2 separate regions of the Homo sapiens genome follow, and region 1 is linked to region 2. Evidence: chromatin loops called from intact Hi-C (ENCODE). Cell type or tissue: IMR-90. All regions are shown on one strand.

Evidence for each region. Hi-C counts contacts between places; a loop is a spot of excess contacts. Peaks named below come from ENCODE experiments on the same cell type or tissue, not always from the same donor. Only the 100,000 strongest peaks of a DNase experiment are listed, where the experiment ranks them.
Region 1: it touches region 2 in a loop (2.4-fold over the local background); 4 of 110 quality-filtered maps call a loop at or near these places.

The regions. Positions count from the first base shown.
Region 1 is chr20:10,073,488-10,075,987 of GRCh38, forward strand. All of the region lies in intron 3 of SNAP25-AS1 (SNAP25 antisense RNA 1), which reads right to left. Among named protein-coding and RNA genes, the nearest start is that of ANKEF1, 40 kb to the left of the region's middle. RefSeq lists an enhancer at 879-2,078. In IMR-90, no CTCF peak of the experiment used is centred here; a DNase peak (open chromatin) is centred at 1,184.
Region 2 is chr20:10,001,502-10,004,001 of GRCh38, forward strand. The region is part of intron 1 of PARAL1 (PPARG activating RBM14 associated lncRNA 1); the gene reads left to right. Among named protein-coding and RNA genes, the nearest start is that of PARAL1, 16 kb to the left of the region's middle. In IMR-90, no CTCF peak of the experiment used is centred here; no DNase peak of the experiment used is centred here.

The DNA.
Region 1 (2,500 bases), 72 kb after region 2:
AGGTACTCAAATGGGTACACATTTGCTAGGTAAACAAATGTATTGCATGGGGAATTAGGGATTTACAGCTAGCAGGGGACATTGAGGCTCAATATTGATGGTTTGCTTTTTCCATTTCGGTTGCTAATGTGATTTATTTGCAGTTTTCTTAATCAAGGTGACTGACACAGAAACTATCTAAATTTTTTAGCACAGCAGTTAAAACAGTCCACAATACATAATTTGGCTCCTAAATAATTTCTCCCCCAACAATTAGAACTTTCCGAAACTGCTTTAAATCGCCTTATGAGGGTATCATGAGTTTGTGGTCATTGGAAGTATTAAAAGAAAAAAGCCTGGAATATCAGTAATGAAATGCATCAAGCAGGAATCATACATACATTAAAATACTGGTTTATAGTTTTGAGGGCGTTTTCTTTTTTTTCTGTTGCAGCTATGCGAAGATATGCTTATGTATTAATTGTTTTTCTTGCTAACACTGTATAAGCAAATTCAACTAAATTGATATAAGATTTTGCATACAAGATTAGAAAACCTGATACCTAGAATTATTTTAACACACATTTTTCAAGTTTGCTTATGACTTCACTAGGTTAGAACTTCTTAAAAAGCAATGCTTTAAACATTTTATTCATTCAACCTTTATTGAAAGCCAACATTGTGTTGCTGGATATGCAAAAATAAATCATGTATAGTGAGCTATTAAAAATTTTTATCAACTTACAAACTGAGTACAGGTACCTACTCTCACTGTAAAGCCTTAGCAAAAAAAACTGATTAAAATAATGCATAATAGTACATAAAAAATTAAAATCTTCCATTAGAGGAACAAAAATTATGAAGAATTTCTAGGAGATAGAAAATAATTATGTACAGAGAAGATAATTCAAAATACATGTTGGAGAAAATTACTCTTTCAAAAGTCAGACATGTCCAGAGAAACTGGAAGGGAGGAAGATAGAACTGATGGGAAACATGGCAGAGGGGGACACCCCCATCATGTGATGGCAAGAAATGCTGTTTCCACCTGAATGAATTCCCAAAATCTAAAAAACAGGAAAGTGAGATCTGAGCTGTATTCATAATTCTTTAACGTTTTCAGTATTCTCTCCAGCACTGCTTACTGAACTTGTTCAGGAGTGAAGCCACGTGTCCCCTGGGAGTGTGCTGCACTGGCAAGAAGAAATGGATGACTCACAATTTTGACAGTGACTCTATAGAAAGAAAAAAAATCTGTGACTCAGGGCCTTGGGGAGAAGTCATCTCTTCAAAAACTCATCTGATTTTTTTTCATGCCATGTAATTACTCAGAGAACATTAAGAGTCTAAAAAATTTCAACACTGGTGTCTAAGAGATATGGAATTACCTTTTGCCTGAGATGCTGGAAGCAGTGGGGGCAAGTTTGTAACTAGAAAGATTTGAGCAAGTCCAGGCTCAGGTATCCAAATTGCCCTCTTTGCTGTTGGCATAGGGGATTGAGATTTTCTGGGTCTTAAATAAGGTTTTATTTTTATCTAAGGAACTATAGTTTCTATGCAAATCCGAGGGGGCTTAGAGAAACCTAGCGTGGAAAAAAGAAACTGTCAAAGCAGTGTTTGGGGAAATGAGATGGGGAAATTTCACGAATAGTGGGCATAGAGAAACTGACTAGACAAGAGAACGTGAACATTATAATGATATCAAATGGAAAATTTGAAAGTTTATTTTGAAGGAGATGGCTAAAAACAATTTTATTCTGAATGAGAATGTGATTGCCAAGAATCAGTCTTCAAGCAATCCAGGATTTAAATTTCCTTGTTCTAGGCTCAGAATTTAAATAGGCAAAATGCAGGAGTTCGAGGCTGTATGAGCTATGATCATGCCTCTGCACTCCAGCATGGGTACAACAGCGAGACTGTATCTAAAAGAATAAAAATAAATAAAATAAAAAATAAATGGGCAACAGGAAAGACTTTAAGACCACTCTCCCCTCGCTGTTCACATGGCTGGGTTCTTCCCATTATCCAGGTTTCAATTTTAAGATCACATCCTTACGTATAGTTTTCACTGAATACTTAGCAATTTGATCAGCAATTTGATCTTATATAACACATTGAAATGCAACACGTGTGTTTCAAAGTCAAGTGATTAGAAGACTGTGGGCCCTAACTGCTGTTTATGGAAGTATGCATCCAAAGCAGATGCTGTCAGAGGTCCCATGTACACCCAATTCCATTAACAGTCTCTTCTGATTCTTTTTCTCACTGACAGCCTCTCAGCAAGTACTGGTGCTCTCCCTGAGGATTTTCTCTGGCTGCAGGAGCGTGTTTCAGCGTGCAGGGCAGACTGGAAGAATCTGTGAGTTGATGCCTCAGGAAGCAGCCCTCAACAGACATCAGACAGGAAATGCTGGATAAATATCCCAACTTCTCACCTCTTGGGTAGGACAACATTGAGGAATGTCCTGCAAAGTCTCCCTAGAGTCCCAAAGGGCCTGAGCCCCAGTTACCCACAGCAGCA
Region 2 (2,500 bases):
TAAATGTCAAAGATCAAACAAGTAATCAAAATTATAATTGCAAAGTATTTAGAAATTATTATAATTAAAACAATAAATATTAGAAATTAAAAGCAGAGAAAAATATATAGCCTTGCATATCTATATAACTAGTAGGAAAGAATAAAAACAAAAAAATTTAGCTACTCAAGACCAAAAGTTAGAAAATAATAACAAAATAAACCTAAAAAAGGGAAGAAAATAATAAAAGCAAAATTAATTAGGAAACAGAAAGTGGGTAAATAGATTGAAAATAAGCAACTAAGGGCAGATTAGTAACTATAAGTAACTTGCTAATGAACCTAGTCACCAAAAGGAGAAAACAGAATATTAAAATTTGAAAATGAAGAGTAACCAAAAACAGAGAGGAACCTGAAACTACCCAAAGAAAGTATGTTGCACACTACAAATAAATTGGAAATTTTTCCTAATATTGAGGATTGTATTGAAAAACAGAATTCCCAGGATTGACCCCAGTCACAGAATGTAACACATATTTACACATTCGCTTCCTAGAAGCAATCACAAGAAATTGATACCACTTACCGCTTTGGGAAGGAAACTTGGCAGGGAAAGGAGCGAAGTTCCTTTTTAGTTTTATTCCTTTCTGAACTGTCTGTATGTCCAAATTTGATTTTTTTAAAATATAGGCTTATTGGGAAATTAGATTATATATTTATTTGTAGTAAGGCAAATGGAAAAAAAATAAAGAATAGTGGCTCATGCCTGTAATTCCAGCACTTTGGGAGGCCAAGGCGGGCAGATCACAAGGTCGGGAGATCGAGACCAACCTGGCTAACACAGTGAAACCCTATCTCTACTAAAAATACAAAAAAAAAAAAAATTAGCCGGGTGTGGTGGTGGGCGCCTGTAGTCCCAGCTACTTGGGAAGCTGAGGCAGGAGAATCGCTTGAATCCAGGAGGCAGAGGTTGCCATGAGCCGAGATTGTGCCACTGCACTCCAGCCTGGGCGACAGAGTGAGACTCCGCCTCAAAATAAATAAATAAATAAATAAATAAATAAATAAATAAATAAATAAATAAATAAAAATGAAGAATAAAGGGCACAATCATGAGTAGAACACAAAGGCTGATGATCAAGGAGTCAAGCCAGAGTGATGATGGGTGGAGATTGGAAGAAACAGACCCAGAGACCTTGTGCTGGGCAACATCTGTTTCTACACTTGCCTGGCTACCTGACGTACTATCACTCATAGTTCTAAAGTATACCATGTTGGTATATTTATTAGTTTTTCAATATTTATTTAGATTTATTTTGGAAAAATATCCAATATATCCAGCTATTTAACAAAATTGAGGATTAAAACTATTTGATTTGGTGCTATTTTTGGACATGCATATTACACCAACAGAATAGCTGCTGATGCAAACCTGTTTGTTCCCTCTAGACAAGGAGATTAGAAACGGTAGGTAGATTCCTCCTTAAGAAAGAAGCAAATAACTTGAAATACAATTTGTTTTGTTTCTTGTATTTGAAAGTGCAGTTTACACAAGCCAAATAGACACCATATGGCCTTCAGTAATTTGACATTGAAGAGCAATGCATGATTTGTATTCTATTTCCAGCTACTGCACAGTGAATGTGCTGTGATACCATGTTTTTAAATTCCTCTCTGCCTTTGCCCTTGCTGTCTCTTAGAGGCAGGACATTTATTTATTCACTTATTCATTTCTTCTCTTTTTTATCCAGTGAAGTCTAAAAGAGATTGAAACTAAAAATAAATAAATAAAAAAGTTCAAACTAAAATTTCTCCTTTTTAGTGACCTCACTGAAGCTGTGTCATTATCTGGGGTAAATACCCAAGGTTTGTCTCTCCGCCAAGAAGATTAAGGACATGGACACACAGGGCAAGGGAGTTTAGGAGTGGAGGTTTACTAGCTAAAAGAAAGAGAAAGGAGAATAGCTCTCTCTCTCGTGAGAGAGGGGCTCCCGAAAGGGAAAAACCAGCCTGTGGCATACTGCACCAGATTTTATAGGCAGGCTTCAGGAGGCAGTGTCTGATTTACTAGGGCCCACAGATTGGTTGGACCAGATGTGATGTTTATATAGCGCACAGGGAAGGCTGGCCACCCCACCCTAATCTTATTATGCAAATGGGTTTTTCACTTGGCCAGGGCCAACTTGTCTGCTCCTTACTGTACACGTAGCTGGCAAAAGAAGGGAACATGGAGTCGCCATTTTGCACATGCCTAGTCCCAGATAGCCTTTTCCTCTTGGCACAACTGCTGGCATTCACCTGTGCAAGCTTCCAGCTTTCTTGTCTATGTCTGCAGCTCTATTTTACAGGCTGCTCTTTGTTAGAAAAGAAAATGATTTGGGGGCTGCTTTTCATTAAAAGGAAAACTTTACCAAGGACTCTCGTACCCTCACTATCTGCCTAAATAATTTTTTCTTAACTCCTATGTCATCACCACCTCTGTGAGTTAATATTGTTTTGTTCATACCCCTAAGTATAGCACT